Regions from separate parts of the Homo sapiens genome. Here regions 2 and 3 are each linked to region 1. The links are chromatin loops, found by intact Hi-C in ENCODE. Cell type or tissue: Caco-2. All regions are shown on one strand.

Region 1 (8,000 bases):
GTCCTTGTAAATGCTATCCCCCGAATATCCTGATATAAGAACACCCCTTTTGCACACCTCATCCTTCCACCCAGCACTGCTCAAGCATGACATCTGTCTAATGTCTTCCCTAGACTTCTTTCTCTCTTAATTCTCAGGGCCACTGATGGTTGATCAGGCCTAGAGATGTCCAGACTCTATTTTGAGGGATTCTACTTAAATTGAAAAATGAAGTGCTAAACAGGGTTTCAAAAAATGCTATTCACAAGATAAAGGATTCTTAAAATAGATATTAATTCATTGTTTACAGGTAGTAGTTGAACTTCTCTCAAACCTGTCAACAGATCTTTGTGATTATGGATGCCGCCTCATATGGATACAATTTGAGGCCTTGCCCGAATACCAGGCTTGGGCCAAAGGACCCTCCAGACCCCTCTCATGTGACTGTCACTCATAAGTAAAGCCAAGTGTTCCCTCATGTCTGCCTCCTCCAAAGACTTGGGACTTTTTGAGGACCCTATAAACCATGTCTTATTTACCATGTATCCTGGCATCCACTAGGTGTGAAATACATATTGATGGATGAATACAAACTTGTCCCAAAACCTAAAGTAGACACTTTAGCCAAAACCAAGAACCTCAAATTTGACCATAATCACTATTTGAACATCCACGGAAAGTAGAGATTTATAAGAAACTATGAGAAGGACTTCTGCAGGCTAGCCAGAATGAAGCCACAGAAAGCTAAAGAGAAGTATTGCCTCTCACATTATGCTATCCATACCAGTCGTGAAAAATGCAAGTCACCAAGCATCTGTTTTTAGTAATAAATGTTTCCACATGGATAGTTAGAAAGATAAACCCTTTATTTGTTGGTCAAGAAAAGAGAACTAGCATTTATTGAGAGTCACCTCATTTAATATTCATGATACTGTATTGGTTTTATTATATCCTATTTTATAGATGAAGAAAGTAAGGCACCAGGTTTAAGTAATATGCCCAAGGTCACCCAGTCAAAATTAAATGAAGACCCATCCAATACTGAGGCCCTGCTGGTTCTCCTACACCACACAGTCTGAGATTTCATTCAATGAAAATTCTTTTTTGAAATCCACAACTCCCAGCATTGAATATGAAAACATGCTACAGGGGGCTGGTATACTGAACCTGAGCTACAGTTTTTCCAAAGTAAATACCCCCCTGTGAGCAAGAACTTCCCTTGCAACTCCAACAGCCATGGTTTCTGTTAGAAACGGCATCTTTGTAATTTTTGGAACAGAACCATCTTCCCAGCATGTGGACCTTTTCAGATCAGAGATTAGAACCTCTCTTCAGAGCACACATTCGTACACATGAAATCCATCCCACTATTCAAAATATCTTAAGGAGAAGACTGGATGGGGAGGGCATCAGTCACGCTCGTTTCCCTTTCTCCCAAGACATTCTTTCCCCTTTGCCACATGCAGCCCTCAGAGCCACAGTGCTCTGGGCCTCTCTAAAACATTACCTCAAATTTGAATATCTACCTTCTGTGATTCCCCTTAGTATAGTTGATTGAGATGGGGTGCATTTTCTAAAATCTTTCCCAAATACCATAGAGAAACCAAAAAGTAAACAATTATAAAACAAAAATAGTCAAGTTTTTCAAAGCATTATTTTATGATTGTATAAAGTTGTTGGGATCCCAAAGGAACCAATTCTTAATTATCCATGTTCTACACCCCGCCCCACTCACAATGTACATGAGCAATCAGCTGAGTGTTGTTCAGTTGAGTTCTTGTCCACACAGTTTCTAATAACAAAAATTAAATTAGAAATGAAACAACTGTGTTAACTCACTCTGGATGTGGTATAGAGTCTCCAGATGTCTTCCCCATGGGGGAAAAATATATATAATTATATAAAATATATATTAAATATAGATACATATATACACTAATATATATTTATATACATATATAAGTATATATATATGTTACATACATACATATCATTTAATTTTGATTGGTGACCTTGGGCATATTACTTAAACCTGGTGCCTTACTTTCTTCATCTATGTATGTATATATACTTATATATGTATACATATATAGTTAAAAGATACTTATACATATTTAATATATATTTTATATCACCTGAGGTCAGGAGTTCAAGACCAGCCTGGCCAACATGGTGAAACCCCGTCTCTACTAAAAATACAAAAATTAGCCAGGCGTGGTGGCAGGCGCCTGTAATCCCAGCTACTCAGGAGGCTGAGGCAACACAATCGCTTGAACCCAAGAGGCATGGGTTGCAGTGAGCCGAGATTGTACCTTTGCACTCCAGCCTGGGGGACAACAGCAAGACTTCATCTCAAAAAAAAAAAAAAAAAAAAAAAAAAAAAAGACAGAAATCAGGAAAGCAATAATAATAATTAGATCAAAGCCACAGTTTGTTAAAGATTTAATAATTTCATAGACCCAAAGCATTGAGTTTTAAGTTCAAATAAAAGACAAGACTTTAGGTTTGCAAGAAGTGGGAGGTTATATATATATATATTTTGTTGTTGTTGTTTTAATTGAATGCTTCCATTTGATGAACCTGGAGCAGTTACTATCTGCTGCTAAAGTTTCTATTATATTACCAATGCAAGAAAAAAAGTGTCCTTGAGCTTTCTGTCTGATTGTGGCAGCCAAGATTGAATAGAGGAGTAATGGCAGGGAAAACATGGAGAGAGAATTTTTGCAACTCAGAAATAACCTTGTAAACAGTGAAGAGCCCATTTTACTCAAAAGAAGAACCTAAATATCCACCCTCACCTAGTTGATTACATGTATAAAAGCTTAATAGTTAAAACTAATTAAAAGCCAGCCAGTGACAAAAATATTTGACATAATTACAAGGAAAATGGATGAATCCTCAGTCACAGGAGATTGTAATACTTTTCTCTTATTAATAAGCAAACAAAAATAGTAAGGATACACATGATCAATAAGGTTGATCTGATGTGCATTATATATAACCCTCCTCAAAACACATGAAACATTATGAAAATGCATCGTATACAAGACCATGATACAAGTCTCAAGAAAAACATTTTAATGGATCTGTATTATGTAAGCCACATTTTCTCTAGCCAAAAAAGTTAAACTAAAAACAAACCCCCCAAAAATTCTATACATTTTGAAATAATAAACTCACTTCTATGTAATTTGTGACTCTAATGATAAAACATGTAGAAAGGTTTTAAACACTAGAGCTGTTTCATATTTAAAACATTACATTAAAAATGTGCGGGATGCTAAATTACTTTGAGGCTCTTAAATGTTTATATTAGAAAATACTTAAGCATAAGACAGAATTATATAGAGAATAAGTTTAGGTGAAGATGCTAGGCACAGTAGCTTGTGCCTGTAATCCCAGCACTTCGGAAGGCCAAGGTGGGAGGGTCAGTTGAGCCCAGGAGTTCGAGACCAGCCTGGGCAACATAGTGAGACACTGTCTCTACAAAAAATTTAAAAGTTAACCAGGCATGGTGGCATGTGCCCAGTGTCCTACCTACTCGGGAAGCTGAGATAGGAGGATCACTTGAGCCCAGCAGATCAAGGCTGTACTCCAGCCTGGGTGACAGAGTAAACCCTGTCTCAAAAAAAAAAAAAAAAAAAAGTTTGGGTGAAGAAGTTATCCTATTTTGGATGAAAAATCAGGGAAGTTTTAATAAAAAGAGGTAAGGAGGCCAGGCATGGTGGCTCATGCCTATAATCCCAGCACTTTGGGAGGCTGGGGCGGGTGGATCACCTGAGGTCGGGAGTTCGATACCAGCCTGACCAACATGGAGAAACTCTGTCTCTACTAAAACTACAAAATTAGCCGGGCATGGTGGTGCATGCCTGTAATCCCAGCTACTTGGGAGGCTGAGGCAGGAGAATTGCTTGAACCCAGGAGGGAGAGGTTGCAGTAAGCTGAGATTGCACCATTGCACTCCAGCCTGGGCAACAATTGTGAAACTCCGTCTCAAAAAATAAAATAAAAAAACCAAAGAGGTAAGGGAAATTCAGGGGCCTTGGAAAAGCATATTAGGGGGACGGAACAGCCTGTGTACCCTTGAGGAGACAAAACAAGGGAATATTTAGGGACAAGTGAGTGTGCACGTGTCAGGCAACCCTATCTCAGATTTTATCTGCTTGTGTTTGCTCCACAGAATCACTCTGCGTCCATGACCGAAGTTACCTGAGACGACTGATGTGTCACAAGCTGTTTTTTAAAATCATCTTCCAATTCTATACTTCAAAACACACAGTTGCTCAATGTCAAACTGTGATGACAAATATTACGTTTATCTAGTTAGAAGCTAATGTTTTGTACATTTTTTGTATGAGGAAGTGATGTAGCTTGCCCTGATTTTTTTTTTTTTTTTTTGGTCAGCTTTAATATATTTATGCCAGAATTTTAAAACCAACAAAATTTTCTTGTTCAAGCGTGCATTGAAGAACCACATTTATTCAATGGTTGACGTTGTTTTGTGATATTTGTACACAAATTTTCTTTTCTCAGTTTTATAAACACAGAATATAACAATTCACTTTAAACTTTTATTACCACAGTTGCTGCCTCCTCCAGAATTTTTGAATTTTAATAAAAGGCAAACTTTTGAGCTGCAGGAAGGACAATGTTGGTTAATAATAAATCTCAAAGTCAATTGTAGAAAAAAAATTGTCTTCAAAAAGAATGTTGCACTCTGATCTCTTAACAAATTGTTACGTTCAAAGTTTAAAGTGATATATTAACAAAGTCACCTAGTTATACAAACAATTGTCAGAGAATTCTGGATTTGGAGGGTATTGGGGTTATATGATTCTTTCTTAGATAATGGCCTCTACTAAATAACTCAAGATCTTTCTGGAATGTCTTCTGGCAGGCAGGTGCCACTGTCAGCTTTTCTCCAAAAAGCAGCCAACATCAGCCTCCCCTGTCAACTCAACAGTTTTGTATCTCATATTATATGGACTTTATATGAAAATGAATATTTTACAGTTTGCACAGTATTATTTTACAGAAAAGGAATCAGAGAATCTACAACATAGGGCCCCAGAACAACAGTTTCACTTTGTGGCTTTTAATTATTCTAGAATTTTAACTGCATCTCATTTTTCTAGCATGGTGAGAACTAATATGTAACTCCTTTGATTGAAGGAGCTCTTTTGTCCGTACCTATCAGAATGTTTTCTTGACACTTCCATGTTGGCTCTTCTCAGCTTTTTTTGTACATATTTTTTTTTTCTAAAGAGAAGAAAAAGTTATCACAAAATGTATTCTGGCTCATGTCTTTTGTCTTAAGCTTTATCCACAGGACAAAGGTATTTGAAGAGTCATGATGAAGTGAACTCAAGTGTTTACACTGTTCAGTTCCACGTCTGCTGAAATAAATTCTAATAGGGGCATGACTGAGGGATAGCTTCACAGGTGTGTGTGAGAATATGTGAGTGTTTAGGCAAATAAAATTCTTTAAATTATTAAGATACTCAGAAACATTCTGGATCCCTAGCACGCTCCCTCTACCTTCAGCCTACCCATAGATACTTCTGAGTTGTCAATAAAAAGTTAGATAGTAGTTTTTAAGAACAAAAGTTACCTCTGCTAAAATTTTTCATAATCCCCCATCTCATTCTGGCCTAAGCTTACCTATGCACATACAATGTCATACACATCTTCTGGGTGATATCTGACTACAGTTAGGAGAGGGAACCAAAGAAATTTCACAAACATAATCTGTCTGTTTTCAAAACACTGAGCCCAGTGAAGCTGTGACAAAGCCAAAGGAGTACGATATATGTCAGCAGTAATATCAAAACCCAGGTCTGCCCAACTCCAAATTTCATTCTTTCCACTACATCAAGATATGCCTTTGAACCGAGTCCACATCTTTTCATGGGTTTTCAGTGTAATAAACCTACTTATCTGGTTTAAGGGATGCTGCTGGAAGAAAAGGAAACAGTGAGAAGGAATAATTTGTAAGCTCTGGGCTCTCCAATCCTGTATAAGCTACCTACCTGTAATGTCACGCAATTTCAGAATGATTTTTCTTTTTCTAAACATATTTTAGGATTTTTTAAAAAGAAACAATGAGGGATTCATTTTATTTTATTGTTCATCATAAGACATGCTGAAAAATGCTGGCAGTCTAAATTGCTTTTACATTACCCATTTCTTGTCACAATGTATCTGGCTACCAGATAGCATTTCTAAGAACATAAGTTGGTAGAGTGAGTCATGTTATCCTTCTATTCTTCTTTCTAGTTCTGATTTTAAAGGGACCTATCTGTAGTATTCCAGGAGCTTTGGCCACAGACTCCATTTTCCTGGCCTTGGACTTGGGAGATGGTGTATGACTGAGCCATGCTGAGACAGCACTCTGGTCCACTTGGAGCTAAGGGGCATCTCTGGACTCCTACCCCTGGAATCCCTGAGTCTGATTCCCTACCACTATGGCATGGCAACTTTAGTGTTGCCTCCTATTTAGCCCCAAGACACTTCACAGGCCTCACACTGATCTGTCAAGTCTGTCATTCGAAATTCTTCAGGCTAGAGACTCCTCCATGTGGGTTGCCTGCCAAGGAAAAAGCCGTCTGTCCAAATAGGACAAGTGGCGACTGTAGCCTCAGAGAATGAATTCTGCAGTAAACTTTTCTCTTTTTAAGGAAAGCCCACAGGTGCATGAGAAAGTCTGACTCTTCTTGGAAGAGGAAAGTGGGGGAGGAGAGAGAAACAAAGGAAGGCTAGCCAGGTGTGTTGACATAAGCAACCTCATGAAGCTGTTAGCCCCTGTGTTTATCTATGATGTCTTTTTTTTTTATTCTGTGCCAAGAACATCACCTGACACAGAAAAATCACTTAGTTAAAATTTCTGTAATACACAAATAGATGCCAGACTTATTCCTACTTTGGCTAAAGGGAGACTATGACTCATTTGGAAATAAAGAGGATTTTAGCGGAGCCTGAAGATAGCTGAAAGATGAATACATTTAGATGCAGGACTAACAATGGTGAGGAAACTGCACTTACCAGCTAAACATGTGGGTGCCCCTTTTGGTAAGTTCTAAATATCTCCCTATCAGGCTGTGATAGACAGATGGGCTATATGTAGCTGAAAATATAGCCCTTCAGGAGAGAATATGTATTCTGTACTGAATCAGAGAATGCAAGCAGGCAAAATTCTACCCTCAAGATGCAAGAGAGTAGGAATCACTGGGATGATATAAAGAGTGAAAGAACCACAAGTGGCATTTTTGTTTCAAAAATCTGATTAGACTCCCTATTACAGGCAACTGCCAGAACCTCTCAAATGTGTTCAGTGTCTTAGAGGTAAATACATCAAATACCAGATTGCCGAAGTCTGTTTTAAGGAGTAGATTACATTATGGTCATTATACTATTCCTGCTCTTATCGGAGGAACCCACCCCCAAAATTTCAACATAGGTTCTTTCTATTTTCCATAAGTGTCAGCAGGCTGAGAAATAAAGATAGACAGTATAAAAAGAGGAATTTTACAGCTGGGCTGCTGGGGGTGACATCACATATCAGTAGGACTGTGATGCCTGCCTGAGCCTCAAAACCAGCAAGTTTTTATGAAGGGTTTCAAAAGGGGAGGGGGTGTGAGAACAGGGAGTAGGTATAAAGATCACATGCTTCAAAGGGCAAAAAGCAGAACTACTACTAAGGATCTAACAAAGATCACATGCTTCTGAGGGAACAGGACAAAGGGCAAAAGCAGAACTATACTGATAAGAGTCCAACAAAGATCACAGGGCAAAGGGCAAAAACAGAACCACTGATAAGGGTCTATGTTCAGCGGTGCACATATTGTCTTGATAAACACCTTAAATAACAGAAAACAGGGTTCGAGAGCAGAGAACCGGTCTGACCACAAATTTACCAGGGCAGAGTTTTTCCCCATCCTAGTAAGCCTGAGGGTACTGCAGGAGACCAGGGCTTATCTCAGTCCTTATCTCAATCACACAAGACAGACACTCCCAGAGTGGCC
Region 2 (8,000 bases), 64 kb after region 1:
GTGAATATGAGAAAAAGTCTTAAACAGGTACTTAACAGACAATAGGACACAATCATAAGCTTATGGGAAAAGGCTTAATCTCATTATCAAAGAAATGCAAATTAAAATCATGGTGTGTATTTCATACCTAAAAGGTTGGCAACAATTAAAAATTCCAAAAATAAGAGTTGGTTAGGAAGTGAATCACTCAGACTCAAGCCCTACTAAGGGAATATAAATTGGTACCACCACTTTGGAAAGCAATTGGACATTGTCTAATAAATGTGACAATATGAATAACTTTTGACCCAGCAATTCTTCTTCTAGAGAATAAAAATAAATGAATTACAACTACATGCAATAACCTGGATGAATCTTATAAACATAATGTCGTTAGAAACTAGTCATAAATACACATAAATAAATCTTTCAAATTTGTATTTGCTGAACTAAAACTATAGGCCACATTTTTGGAGTAAATCTTTAAACAAAAGCAAGGAAAGGATTACTGAGAGTCTGGATTGTGGTGAAAAATTACATTAAAAGAATGGAAGTAAGTAAATGAAAAAAATACATACCTAGCAAGAGAACCTGCCCCCAAAATTTCAGCGTAGGTTCTATTTTCCCTAAGTGTCGGCTGGTCTGAGAAATAAAGAGAAAGAGTACAAAGAGAGGAATTTACAGCTGGGCCTCCGGGGGTGATGTCACATATCAGCAGGACCGTGAGGCCCCGAGCCACAAAACCAGCAAGTTTTTATTAAGGATTTCAAAAGGGGAGGGGGTGTATGAACAGGGAGTAGGTCACAAAGATCACATGCTTCAAAGGGCAAAAGGGAGAACAAGATCACATGCTTCTGAGGCCAATAAAGATCACAAGGCAAAGGGCAATGCAAAGATCACAAGGCAAAGGGCAAACTTAGAATTACTGATGAGGGTCTATGTTCCACTGTGCATGTATTGTCTTGATAAACATCTTAAACAACAGAAAACAGGGTTCAAGAGCAGAAAACCGGTCTGACCTCAGATTTACCACAGCAGGATTTTTTCCCCATCCTAATAAGCCTGAGGGTACCGCAGGAGACCAGGGTGTATTTCAGTCCTTATCTCAACTGCGTAAGACAGACACTCCCAGAGTGGCCGTTTATAGACCTCCCCCTGGGAATGCAATTCTTTTCCTAGGGTCTTAATATTTAATATTCCTTGCTACAAGAAGAATTTAGCGATATCTCTCCTACTTACACGTCTGTTTATAAGCTCTCTGCAAGAAGAAAAATATGGCTCTATTCTGCCTGACCCCACAGGCAGTCAGACCTTGTGGTTGTCTTCCCTTGTTCCCTAAAATCACGGTTATTCTTTCTTTTTCAAAGTGCACTGATTTCATATTGTTCAAACACACGTTTTGCAATCAATTTGTACAGTCAGATACAATTACAGTGGTCCTGACGTGACGTACATCCTCAGCTTACCAAGATATGAGGATTAAGAGATTAAAATAAGACAGGCGTAAGAAATTATAAGAGTATTATTTGGGAAGTGATAAATGTCCATGAAATCTTCACAGTTTATGTTCAGAGACTGCAGTAAAGACAGGTGTAAGAAATTATAAAAGTATTAGTTTTGGGAACTGATACATGTCCATATTAAAATGAAATCTTCACAATTCATGTTCCTCTGCCGCGGCTCCAGCCAGTCCCTCCATTTGGGGTCCCTGACTTCCCGCAACACATACTATGCAACAATAAGCATAAGAAACCTAAAGTAGTAATGACTAAGATTATAAAATATATATATATCATATATCTATATGACAAGATCATAAAAACCATAAATCCGAATAATGGATTTCAAGATTTATGTGGCAAAAATTGACAGAATTAAAAGGAGAAATAGGAAAAATAACAATTCCATAACCATGAGTGAAGGTGTTTAAATCCCTTTTAACAATTGGTAGAAAACTTGAAAAAAATCAGTAAAGGCATAGATTTGAACACTATAATGACCTTACCCTAATCGCCTCAACAACTTCAAATGTACACGGCATGTTCAACAAGATAGGCCATAAGTTAGGCCATAAAATCTCGATACATGTAAAAATACTGAAATCATATATCTCAATGAAATTAGAAATTAATAACATTAAGCCATCTAGAAAACTCCCAAATATTTGAAAATCAAACATATTTATGTCATGAGTCAAAAAGAAATCACACTGGAAATTAGGAAATATTTCAAACTGAATGATAAAGGAAGAATAATATAATTTTTAAAATTATAAAATGAAGCCAAAGCTAAAAAATTGATAAGCCACAACCTAGATTGATTAAATAAAAACAAGATAGGACACAAATAACAAATAGCTCAAAATGAAAGTGGGCCTATTATTATAGATCCAACTGACATTAATTAGGGAATATTATGAACAATTTTATGCTAATTAATTTGGTAACTTACATGAAATCAATTACTTGAAAAAATTTATTGAAGAATAAATGAGACCAAGAAACAATAATTAACGACCAACTCAATAAACCAGGATTGGATCCTGGATTGGAAGTGAAATTGCTATAAAGGTCATTACTAGGACATTGGTGAAATTTGAATATGGACAGTATATGATTATTGTTACATCAGTGTTACATAGTTTGAATTTGGTATTTCATGATGGAAAGCAAAACTTTGATGATTGCTCCAGTCTGTTACTGTACAGCTGAGATTAACTTTGGAATTCTATAGGATCAGAGGTTACAGACTATTTTTAAATTTGGAAACTTTTCAAGTAAAAGCTTTAGGATTTTTGCACTGTGTAACAACCTAGTGAAAATTTCAAAGTCCTTGTCACTTTGTGTTTTAGGATTCACAGAATACATGCTAATGGGATTATGAATCAAAGAAGTAGGACCAAATTGTTCATTCTTAGGTTTAGGGTCAAGAAATTTACAGTACAGTATCTTCTACTTCTGAGTAGAAAGATCTATGGCAGACCAATTCTCTAAGAACTAGAAAAGCAGGATTAAAAAGAACAGAAAAGCAAAACACTGGGAAGAATTTAAATATCCAGTTGAATATTGGTTAAATAATTGCATGACATCTAATTATACAATAATATGCTATTAATCAAATTTGTTATTCTTGTCTTTAAAAACATGGGGAAATGCTTATAATGTGAAGGGGAGCATGATGCCATAGTAATTGTAAAATACAGGAAAATAATTGTTTTCATTTGGAAATATACCAAAATGTTAAGTAATTATGAGCGGCAAGATAGTTTTGTTTTTTCATTCTTGTTTTTGCTTTTTTCCTTCCCAATTTTCTAAAAAGAACGTGCTACTTTTGTAATCAGAAAAATGACACGTTAAGAAAGGAGGGAGGAGTTTATTTTATGCAGTTTAAAACATATATTACATATGTAAAACCATTCTATTGAGTCTGAATCTCTATTTTATTAGCAGGCTTTATTTAAGCATACCTACTAAGCTTACAGAAGTTCCATCTAAGTAAAATTAGTTAACTGATACCCTTTTTATGTAGCAATCATTAAATTTTTAAAAATGTAAACCCTTTAAAATTACATCATATGTCTGATTATCTCATTAAACAAGTTAGCAAGCCTAATTTAATCTTTCAGGAAAACTAAAGGCCATTATTCTGATATATTCACTGTATTGAACTATAAACCAGTGATGCCCTCTAGTGGTACTGATGGACGTACAGTTTACCTTCCCTGTTAGGATGTGTTTACCCTCGTCGGCTAAATTTACCAAGACTGTTGTTTCAGGTGGCAGTACTTGTCTCCCACCTCAATACCAGCATCTAGATCCATGTTCTCAAAACATAATCAGCTTTTGAAGCATGCAGAAGCTCAGGACCTACTCCAGACTTACCAAATCAGAATTTGCATTTTTAAAAGATCCCCACATGAAAAAATGAATAAAAGATCCCCAAATGATTAACATGCGCATTAAATTTTGAGAATATTGCTCTAGGCTACAAAGGAGAAATTTCTTCTGTCCTAACGATCACATGAAGCTGCTTGGTTTTTGCAGTTACCACTCCAGTTGTAACTGTTTTTCCACATAGACCTTCTCATCCCTTATTTCCATCTTGCCCTTTGTTTTTCCGTGTCTCTGGATCAGAAGGAAAAATTGTATAGAAAATGAGATAATGAAATCCTGTACATAAAATTCCAATGATTCCATGCTGAATCTTTTACACAGCAGAAGCAGGACATACAGCAGGCCTTCTGTATGTAAACCCTTTAAAATTACATCATATGTTTGATTATCTCATTCAACAACAGCAAGCCTAATTTAATCTTTCAGGAAAACTAAAGGCCATTATTCTGATATAGTCACTGTATTGAGCTATAAACCAGTGATGCCCTCTAGAGGTACTGATGGATGTGCAGTTTACCTTCCCTGTTGGGATGCGTTTACCCTCCTTGTTGGTTAAATTTACCAAGACTGTGTGTTCCCCATCTGTGGATTCAACCAATTGTGGATCAAAAATGTTCGAGGGGAAAAAAAGATGACTGCATCTGTACTGAATATGTATACTTTTTTTCCTTCTCATTATTCCCTAATCAGCATAACAACTATTTACATAGCTATTTACATTGTATTCACTATTTACATAGCTACTTACATTGTATTCACAATTGTGAAAGCTATTTACATTGTATTCACAATTGTGAATACTATTTACATTCACAACTATAACATATAACATATTATTCACAATAGTTATGTTCACAACTATTTACATACTATTCACAATTGTAAATATTATTTTATAGCTATTTACATAGCTACATATTTACATAACTTTAAAATTTACATATTTACATAACTAAATACATTGTATTCACAATTGTAAATACTATTTACATTCTATTCAGTATAAGTAATCTAAAGATGATTTAAAGTATATGGGAGGATGTGCATACATAATATGCAAATACTACATCATTTTATAAAAGGGGCTTGGGCATCTGTGGACTTTGGTATCCAAGTAGGTGTCCTGGAACCAATCCCCAAGGAATCAACTCTAATGTCTAAGCTCCAGAGCTCCAGGCACTCTGACACCTGAAGTTCTTGAATGAAGTGCCTGTGGATGATATTTGTAGGGCATGTCTATACTGTTAACTAATTTTCTTCATGAAGATTCCAGAATTTATATTCCCAACTGAATTTTGCCCTCTTCAAAGGAGTAACCCTGGGAAAGAGAATAAATGCAACTTATTTTGTTAAAAACCCTTCTATCACTTTTCTTTAGGAATTGTCAGCAGTCAGAACAATATAAGACATTCCTTCTGTCTCATTACTCTCCAGCCATATCTAAAGCTTGAAAAAAAAATCCCAAATTTAACACCTTTGTCATTCAGAACCATCTGATAACCTGCTATTTAAGTAATTTCCACAAATTGAGTGCATTAAAGCACAAAGACTTGCCACTCTAGTGAATACTCAGCACCACTTTTTAAAAGTTATAGAGAAAAAGGTTTAAAATAAGCATCATCTCCTCTGAAGAGAATATGCAATTAGACATAGAATCTGGCACATCTCTTATGAGGAAGAGTCACAGCACTCAATATTTGGCATATATTCTAATTTTTTCAAAATTATACTTACTGGAAAGAAATGGCAAGGCAGAGCGCAAGCAAATTTCACTTAAAAAATTTACAACACACAATACACTTTAACAAATCTACTTTAATTCTAAAAGAAATTAATCTAGAACTGTCAGTAATACACAACATACTTTTATGTTTCTTTTATAGGTATCTATCTAATAAAAGTTTATTTGTGTATGTGCAATGCATAACTCTATCTTAGATATGAATCCTAACAGGATGAAAATACTTTCTTGCAACTACTTTATGCTTATGAAAGGTGTGAACTTGCAATGTCCTCCTGTCTTAAACCCAAGTTGACAGTGCCCTCTCAAAACTTTTCATAAATAATGACCTAATTTCATTTAAAAAATGGTTTCAGCAAATATGAAAATAGAAAGTCCGTTATTTGTCCATTTGTAATATGAGAAAAAAAAAGATGATACATTCCTCTACAGAAAAAGTGGGTTTAGAGAACAGTTCTGGTAGTATTTCACATGGTAAAGTATCAAAAGATCTAATGAGCAGCCCCCTTGCTCAGGGAAAGACAGTGATTTCAATGTGTTTCTCTTCCGAATTGCTTAGTAACTCCAAGTGATTTTCAAATTGGGGGGCAGATTACTGGCACTGAGTTCATCAAATTTAGATCTATCTTGAATAGGGACATTATAGAAATCAAGAACATCTCTAACCCTGCACATCTGGTGGAGTCTGGAGTTAGGGACTACATGACCCAAGTCATCAGCTAAATGAGCCAGAAGATTGAACTTTAGACGACTATCTTCCAGGGAGATGTCTTGCCAATTACTAGGAAGAGATGAACCAAAAACTTCTTTAACGTAAGATTCCAAACGACTCTGGAGATCTTCAGGTGGTGTGTATGCTCGGCTTCGTAAAGGTGGACACACTAGGATAGGTTCCTTTTTCTCTTCTACTGTCTCAACAACCACTGGCTCTTTCTCTTTTCTGGAATGATCAAAAACAAACAGACAAATCCATTAATGAAGTTGACAAACACCAGACCAAATCTTGCCTACCAATCAAAATCAACAATGGCATGCTGATTACCACTGGGGACTACTGAGAGTAGGAAAGAATATGGTAGGCCCCTGCCCTTAGAACGTTCATGGTTGAACTGAGTTGGGAGAGACAGAAAGAAACTAAGTACATATTTTACATACTGTAAGAATTCCTAAGAATGGGTGAAGAAGTAAGGTAAATCATTGTCTGGGATTCCCCATCCTCCAAGATCCCACCCCAATCTACCTTTCTGGTCTTACCTTTCACTGATTACCTACATATACTCCATGTGATACTCTATATCCTGTGTCCCAAGCACACTCCCACTTTCCTGACACAATGTGTTGGCTCAAGTCATATCTTAAAATGCCTGTCTTTTATCTTCACCTATGGAAATCTTGCTTATTCTGTAAGTCTTAGGATAAAATTGTTCTCTTCCAAGATGCTTTACCTAATTTCCAGAATCAAATATAATTGTGATTTCATGTGATCTCTTCAGCAGTTTATACTGCTCTCAGAGTGTATCACATCCTACCTGACTTTTAATTTTACTTACATTCTACTTCACAGAAAGTGAAGAGATGGAAAAAGATATTCCATGCAAACAGAAACCAAAAAGAACAGGAGTAGCTATACTTATATCAGATAAAATAAATTTCAAGTCAAAAACTATAAGAGATAAAGAAGGTCATTACATAATCATAATGAGGTCAATTCAGCAAAAGCATATAACAATTATAAATATATATGCAACCAATATTGGAGAACCTAAACACATAACACAAATATTAATAGATCTAAAGGAAGAGATAGACTACAATACATTAATGGTTGTGGATTTCAACACCCACTCTCAATAACAGACAGATCATCCAGACAAAATCAACAAAGAAAGACTGGAATTACATTCTACACCAAATGGACTTGACACTTAGAGAACATTTCACCCAACTGCTGCAGAATACATATTCTTCTCATGAGTACATGGTACATTCTCCAGGGTAGACTGTATCATAGAACACAAAACAAGTTTTAACAAATTCATAAAACTCAAAATCATATCAAGGACTTTTCTAACGACAATGAAATATAACTAGAAATCAATAACAAGAACTCTAGAAACTATACAACTACATAAAAAATAACATGCTCCCAAATGACCAATGAGTCAATGATGAAATTAGGAAGGAAATTTTAAAACGTCTTGAAGCAATAAAAATGAAAACACAACACATCAAAACCTATGCGATACAGCAGAAGCAGTAGTAAGAGGGAAGCTTATAGTAATAAACATCTACATGAAAAAAGAAAAACTTCACATAAACAATCTAAAGATGTACCTTAAATTAGAAAAAGACAAACCAAATCCAAAATTAGTAGAAGGAAAGAAATA
Region 3 (8,000 bases), 130 kb after region 1:
TAAGTATATTCCAAGGTTGTGTTGTGAGGCCACAGGAGAGGCAAAGGGGAATGCTATAAATGAGTTCAGAGGAAAGGCAGTCTCTTTTCCTCTGATACTGCAGGGAAGAATCAAAATAAGGAAACTGCAAACAGGTTGGGAATGTGTAGAGTGTTTCTGCTCCGAGATAGAACTCACAGTGTGTTTGTATGAAATGGAGGATGGAGTTGGATGCTGAGCTGTGATGAGAAGCAGTCCTTCTACATATCTGTTTTCTCCCCTGCCCCTTTGCCCTGTGACTTTGGGGGTGAAATAGACAAGAAAACACCAGAGAAGAATTAACAAAGGACAACAATTCCTTTATACTCAGATGATGTAATTTCGTTTTCTTGAGCTAGACATGACCAGAACAGACACTGGCCTTGTTAGCTAATCATTGCCAGGAAGAAAGGCAAGGGAAGATACAGGAGATTTTGAACCTGAAGCTATTTTTTAAATAGACATCCACCTTCTTTAAACTGGGTTATAAAACTCAAAGCCCACACAAGAAAAACACTTACACATTTGCTTGCTAAAATCAAGAATAACACTGCTTAAAATTAGGTAAGTATCAATGTTTTTATCGTAGGCATGTAGGAAATCTAGCCAAGACTAGAGCTACTTGGTTAGTAATATACAGACTATAAGTATCTGGTGTTTTAGGCATTCATTTGAAATAAAGTAAAGACAATTTTTGAAATGGAGTAAAACAATGCTTGTATCAGCTTCCACATGTGTGTCGTCGTCTGCTGAGTAGAGGCTGAATGGTCTGGCTCCTTAACTTTCATCAGACCAATGCTAGGGGAGAGTCTGAGCTTCACAATCAAGAAAGGCTTTGTGTTAATCTGTTTGGGTTGTGTATTAGTCTGTTCTCACGCTGCTAATAAAGACACACCCAAGACTGGGTAATTTATAAAGAAAAGAAGTTTAATTGACTTAGAGTTCAGCATGGCTGAGGAGGCCTCAGGAAACTTACAATCATGGCAGAAGGAAGAGCAAACACGTCCTGCTTCAAATGATGGCAGCAAGGAGAAGTGCCAAGCAAAAGGGGGAAAAGCCCCTTATAAAACCATCAGATCTCATGGGAATGCACTCACTATCATGAGAACAGCAGCATGGGGGTAGCTGCCCCCATGATTCAATTACCTCCTACCAGGTCTTTCCCATGACACATGGGGATTATGGGAACTACAATTCAAGATGAGATTTGAGTGGGGACACAGCTAAAAGGAATTGCTACAAAGGAATATCTGAGACTGGGTAATTTATAAAGAAAAGAGGTTTATTTCAGCTGACAGTTCTGCAGGCTGTACAGGCATGGCACCAACATCAGCTCAGCTTCTGGTGAGGGCCTCAGGAAGCTTTTTAGTCATAATAGAAGGCAAAGGGGGAGCCAGTATACCACATGGCAAGAGGGAGCAAGAGAGAGCAGGGGGAGGTCCCACACTCTTAAATAACCAGATCTTGAGTGAACTAGCTGAATGAGAACTCACTAATCACCAAGGAAGTGGTGCTAAGCTATTCATGAGGGATCTACCCCCATGATTTAACACTTCCCACCTAGCCCCACCTTCAGCATCGCAGATCACATTTCAACATGAAATCTGGAGGGGTCACACATCCAAATCATATCAGGCCTAAAATTCATTTTGGATGTTATCACCAAATGAGTTTTACACACAGTTATTGCTTCATGCATGGATTCAAAGCATTACTTTACTAAACGTATAAATCCAATTTATACCACAAGTTTTGGTAACTCTGGTTTTGCCATTTCTTCACTTTTATTATATTTACTGGAAACTTAAAAGTATGGAAGTAGCCTGTGTGTCCCTTGGCCTTTGAAAGGCCCTGTCTTTCACTTATCTTGATTGTTTATATACATATGTATCTTATATATGAATCACACACACACTTACATATATATATATATATATATGCACACAAATATCTTTATTCCACAGCAAAGGAAAATAAACTTGGCCTTAAGTTCCCTAATGATTTAGCAAACAATCACTGCAAAGAAATATTAGGGGAGGATTGCTTGAAGAAGATGCAGTCCATCTAGTTTGAATGATCTCAGAGGTATCAAGAATGAGAACCTTATATGCTTGTGCCTACACCTTTCCTACTGGAATCATTTTGGAGGAATAGCACTTGTGTGCTTTTGGTATGAAATATTAGGGGAGGATTGCTTGAAGAAGATGCAGTCCATCTAGTTTGAATGATCTCAGAGGTATCAAGAATGAGAACCTTATATGCTTGTGCCTACACCTTTCCTACTGGAATCATTTTGGAGGAATAGCACTTGCGTGCTTTTGGTATGACACCATCTGATTTGTCTGAAGGTCATGATCAGAAAAAAGTCTGTTCAACTTACCCTTGGGCTGTTGTCCAGTAATCTCTTCATAGGCTATGCTCTTTATGAAGTGCTCAGAGATCCCCGTCTGATTAGAAAATTAAGAATAGTTGTGCTATTCTTAACACTGTTTTATTGATTGCAGCTTTATGATGCATTTAGACATCTGAAAGAATATACTCCTCATAATCTCCTTCCAATATTTCTTGCTCTTATTACCTCTTAATTTTTTAAACACAGTTTAGAATGATTTCATGAAGTTCCCAATTAGATATTTTGATTGAAATTATACTAAACTTATAAACAAATTAGGAAATAATTGATATGTTAGTGAAACTTGCCATCAAGAAAAATAATATGCTTCTGTATTCACATCTTAATTTTTATAATTCACTAAATGTTTGTAGTTCTTTTGACAACTGGCCCTGTGCACTTCTTAAGTTTGTTTTAAGAAGATTTCTGTTATGTTAAATTGGACATTTTCTTATTATATTTTTAATCTATTAATGCTGTTGGAAAATCTATTTTTTTATTATAGGAAAGCTTGAGCCTAGAAGTTTGAGACCAGCCTGGGCAACATGATGAAACCCTGTCTCTACTAAAAATGCAAAAATTAGCCAGGCGTGGTGGCACATGCCTGTAGCCCCAGCTACTTGGAGGCTGAGGCAGGAGAATCGCTTGAGCCCGGGAGGTGTGGCTGCAGTGAGCCGAGCTCACGCCATTGCACTCCAGTCTAGGCAACGGAGTGAGACTCTGTCTCAAAACAAACAAACAAACAAACAGGGAAGAACAAAAAAAGAAAGAAAAAAGATACAAAGGAAGGAAGGAGAGAGCGAGGGAGAGAAAGAAAGGGCAAGCAAACAAGAAAGAAGAAAGAAAGAAAGAAAGAAAAAGAAAGAGAGAGAAAGAAAAAGAAAGAAAGGAAGAAAGAGAGAGAAAGAAGAAAGAAAGTTGAAAGAAAGGAAGAAAGACGGGAAGGAAGGAAAGAAAGAAAGAAAAAGAAAGAAAGAAAGAAGGAAGGAAGGAAGAAAGAAAGAGGAAAGCAAGAAAGAAAGAAAAGAAAAGAAAAGAAAGAAAAGAAAAGAAAAGAAAAGAAAAGAAAAGAAAGAAAAGAAAAGAAAAGAGAAGAAAAGAAAAGAAAAGAAAAGAAGGCAGGTGGGCGGGCGGGCAGGCAGGCGACTGACAATTTTAAAACATTAATAACAGCTGAACCGCTGTGGCGGCAGCTGCTCTGGCCGGTGCGAGGCAGCGGCGCCCGGCGCCTGCAGGAGGTGCTGGCGGCCCAGGTTGGAGGCGGGGACACAGTCAGAGCCGGGTGGGGCATGGAGGGCCGAGGTGGGCTATCTGTTTAGGCCGGGACGGGGGTGCAGGGCTAGGGCGGGGACCCTGTCCCGACCGGGTCACTCTCGTGGGAAGAGGGCGGGCGCTGTGTCCGGCAGTCAGAACAAGCGGCTGCGAAGGAGAAACGAAGCGCACAGAACCGTGAGCTCCACAGGGAACGGACTGATCCTTTGCTAGTCCCCGATGCCCGCACTAAACCTGTCACAAGGCGGCGCACGGGTACCTGGTGGCCGAAGAGGCAGCGGTGTCCAGTGAGTTGGATTCTGGAGGCGGTGGGAGCCAACACTTGCTGCGCATCAGTGAGCAGAGCCACAGTCAAATCCATGTGACCTTCCAAGAGCAAGCACAATTGTCCTGTGCAAATCCCAGACGGATGTTCCAGAAAAGAGAAATAGCAACATAAAAACCATGTCTCCAGGCAGCTTACTAAAAAGTATAGTTCATAAGTAACCATAATTCTGGGCAACAGCACAGTCTGCTGAACTAACCTTACAAGTACAATAAAATGTGTCACCTTAGCGTATTAAAGCAACATATTATCAGGCAAAGAACAGGTGCTCAGACATATATAAATATCTCCAACAACAAACGGAAAATGCATCTTTATAAAAATCATTTCCAACATCATCAAACAGCATAAAATATTTATAAACAAACCTAGCAAATAGGTAAGATCTCTATGGAGAAAATTAGAAAATCATTTTAATTTTAAAACTTAAATATAATTAAAAATGTAGTACCATAGTCACTCTGATCTCATTTCAAGTGCTTACTAGCCATGTGTTGCTAGTGGCAAGAGTGTTGCACAGTGCAGTATTAGACCTCTAAGGTTATAGAAAACTAAGGAAGTTTTTTAGTTTGTTGCGGAGAAGTATGATATGGTTATCAATAAAACTTCCAAGCCTAAAAATATATTACATTTACATAAAGTTCTGTGAGGGATATGGAACCGAATAATGTAAATGTTCTGAACTTTAACATGTAATTTTCTTTAATGGGTATTTAATCATTATCTTGTTTAAGATTCCATGATTTGTACTTAAAAGGGTCACCAATGTTAAAACATACTGGATATGACATCCTTTGGAATTATTTACATTTATAATAGAACATAGATACTCATTTACAATGCGAAAGTGTATATGGTCTCTCAAAATTATTTTTGAGAAGAATGCAGGTTTTTTTGTTTTTGTTTTGTTTTGGTTTTTTTTTTTTTTAGAGATGGGGGCTTGCTATGTTGCTCAGGTTGGAGTACAGTGGCTGTTCACAAACACAGTCATTGTGCACTACAGCCCCAAACTCCTGTGAGTGACCCTCTTGCATCAGGCTCTGGAGTAGCTAGGACTACAGGCTCAGGCCACCACTCCCAGCTTGAAGACTGCCGTCTTAAGGGTACTTAATAATTTTTTTTCAGTGGCTATATATATTTTAAATGTTTTATCTGTCAAAAAGAAAAAAAAAGAACAGATGTTGAGTATTATCAAAGTCTTTGGGGCCATTACAAATAATTTTTTTGTTTTTCACTGCTAATATGAAGATTTTGATATCATTAATTACTTTATATCATTTGTATCCTTGGAATATTACTTGATTATAAACCAAGGTCCCATGGAATTCAGTCCTGCCATGAACACATGCAAAGTCATGTAATCAAAGTAATGAAAAAATAATTTAAAAGCATATTTGTGTTTCTCAAGGGACGTTAACAAAGATCAGATTCATAAACAGAGTAACACTTCTTTATACCCACTTTTCTTTGATTTTTCACTCCATAAATACTCCAGAGTCTCTCACTATCTCACGCCCTCCCTTTCGTCTCTTCCAAAGGTCACCCAGATAAGTCTTTAGAACAGATTATTTTCGGTACTCCTTCCCTGTGCCACATCACATCTCTTTTCCACAGGAAATTGAAGCCAACACTAGTATTTCTGCTCACAAGCTGCACCAGGGCTCCTGAAAACAGCTGGAGGACATGGAAACTCTATGCCTCCATTTGTCTGTAATTCTTTACAGAGAGAACTTAAGACCCTCTAAGAAATGTAGTTGTTGTCTCACTCTGGCTGCTTTTCTCAAAAAATCCTCTTGGAAAATTCCTTAAGAATAAAACCATCTATCTTTTTGCTGGACTGAAATTTCCTTGGCCAAGCTGTATTATCATCTCTATATATCATATACATGAGATGATATATATATGTACATAGATATACACACACACACACACACAGATATGTTTTGGCTGTGTCCCCCCCCAAATCTCCTCTTGAATTCCCACAAGTGGGAAGGACCTGATGGGAGATAATTGAATCATGGGGGCAGGTCTTTCCCATGCTGCTCTCATAGTGCAAATAAGTCTCATGATATCTGATGGTTATCTAAGGGGCAGTTTTCCTGCACAAGCTCTCTGTTTGCCTTCTGCCATCCATGTAAGATGTGACTTGCTCCTCCTTGCCTTCTGCCATGATTGTGAGGCGTCTCCAGCCACGTGGAACTGTAAGTCCATTAAACCGCTTTCTTGTATAAATTACCCAGTCTCGGGTATGTCTTTATCAGCAGTGTGAAAATGAACTAATACAGTAAATTGATACCAGTAGAGTGGGGCGCTGCTGAAAACATACCTGAAAATGTGGAAATGACTTTGGAACTGGGTAACAGGCAGAGATTGGAACACTTTGGAGGGCGCAGAAAAGACAAGAAAATGTGGGAAAGTGTGGAACTCCCTAGAGACTTGTCGAATGGCTTTGACAAAAATGCTGGTAATGATATGGACAATGAAATCCAGGCTAAGGTGGTCTCAGATGGACATGAAGAACTTTTTGAGAACTGGAGCAAAGGTGACTCTTGTTATGTTTTAGCAAAGTGACTAGCAGCATTTTTCCCCTGCCCTAGAGATTCATGGAACTTTGAACTTGAGAGAGATGATTTAGGGTATCTGGCAGAAGAAATTTATAAGCAGCAAAGCATGCAAGAGGTGACTAGGGTAATGTTAAAGGCATTCGGTTTTAAAAGGGAAACAGGGCATAGAGGTTCAGAAAATTTGCAGCCTGATAATGTGATAGAAAAGAAAATCCCATTTTCTGAGGAGAAATTCAAGCCAGCTGCAGAAATTTGCATAAGTAACAAGGAGCCAAATGTTAATCACCAAGACAAAGGGGAAATGTCTCAAGGGCATGTCAGAGGTCTTCACGGCAGCCCCTCCCATCACAGGTCGGGAGGCCTAGGAAGAAAAGTTGGTTTCATTGGCTGGGTCCAGGTCCCCCCTGCCCTGTGCAGCCTAGGGACTTGGTACCCTGCATTCTAGCCACTCCATCCATGGCTAAAAGGGGACAATGTACAGCTTGGGCTGTTGCCTCAGACTTTGGAAGCCACAAGCCTTGGCAGTTTCCATGTGGTGTTGAGCCTGCAGGTGCATAGAAGTGAAGAATTGGGGTTTGGGAACCTCTGCCTAGATTTCAAAAGATGTATAGAAATGCCTGGATGCCCAGGCAGAAGTTTGTGGCAGGGGTGGGGCCCTCATGGAGAACCTCTGCTAGGGCAGTGCAGAAGGGAAATGTGGGGTCAGAGTCCCCATACAGAGTCCCTACTGGACAGCTCAAGTGGAGCTGTGAGAAAGGGCCACCATCCTCCAGACCCCATAATGGTAGATCCACTGACAGCTTGCACAGTGCGCCTGGAAAAACTGCAGACATTCAACATCAGCCAATGAAGGCAGCCAGGAGGGAGGCTGTACCCTGCAAAGCTACAGGGGCAGAGTTGCCCAAGACCATGGGAACTCATCTCTTACATTAGTTTGACCCAGATGTGAGACATGAAGTCAAAGGAGATCATTTTGGAGCTTTAAGATTTGACTGACCTGCTGGATTTCGGACTTGCATGGGGCCTGTAGCCCCAATGTTTTGGCCAGTTTGGAATGGCTGTATGTACCCAATGCCTGTATCCCCATTGTATCTAGGAAGTAACTAACTTGCTTTTGATTTTACAGGCTCATAGGCAGAAGAGATTTGCCTTGTTTCAGATGAGACTTTGAACTATGGACTTTTGAGTTAATGCTGAAGTGAGTTAAGACTTTGGAGGACTGTTGGGAAGGCATGATTGGTTTTGAAATGTGAGGACATGAGACTTGGGAGGGGTCAGGGTGGAATGATATGGTTTGGCTGCATCCCCACCCAAATCTCATCTTGAATTTCCATGTGTTGTGGGAGGGACCTGTTAGGAGGTAATTGAATCATGGGGGCAAGTCTTTCGCATGCTGTTCTTGTGACAGTGAATAAGTCTCACAAGATCT

Evidence for each region. A loop is a pair of places that touch in the nucleus more often than their neighbours do. Peaks named below come from ENCODE experiments on the same cell type or tissue, not always from the same donor. Only the 100,000 strongest peaks of a DNase experiment are listed, where the experiment ranks them.
Region 2: it touches region 1 in a loop (7-fold over the local background); 11 of 110 quality-filtered maps call a loop at or near these places.
Region 3: a loop joins it to region 1, with 2.8 times the contacts of the local background. A loop is called at or near these places in 5 of 110 quality-filtered maps.

What each region holds. Positions count from the first base shown.
Region 1 is chr9:101,319,866-101,327,865 of GRCh38, forward strand. PLPPR1 (phospholipid phosphatase related 1) reads left to right here. Exons shown (of 8, transcript NM_207299.2): 8 at 4,160-5,270. The coding sequence ends at 4,192. Among named protein-coding and RNA genes, the nearest start is that of BAAT, 61 kb to the right of the region's middle. In Caco-2, no CTCF peak of the experiment used is centred here; DNase peaks (open chromatin) are centred at 4,156 and 7,896.
Region 2 is chr9:101,384,298-101,392,297 of GRCh38, forward strand. BAAT (bile acid-CoA:amino acid N-acyltransferase) reads right to left here and starts at 709. Exons shown (of 4, transcript NM_001701.4): 1 at 558-709. It overlaps MRPL50 (mitochondrial ribosomal protein L50), which reads right to left. Exons shown (of 2, transcript NM_019051.3): 2 at 3,336-6,553. The coding sequence ends at 6,169. In Caco-2, a CTCF peak has its summit at 3,688 (motif pointing left); no DNase peak of the experiment used is centred here.
Region 3 is chr9:101,445,587-101,453,586 of GRCh38, forward strand. All of the region lies in intron 2 of LOC105376184 (a long non-coding RNA gene), which reads left to right. Among named protein-coding and RNA genes, the nearest start is that of ALDOB, 14 kb to the left of the region's middle. RefSeq lists silencers at 3,530-3,719, 3,930-4,019. In Caco-2, CTCF peaks have their summits at 3,720 and 3,922; a DNase peak (open chromatin) is centred at 3,905; H3K4me3 peaks cover 556 bases.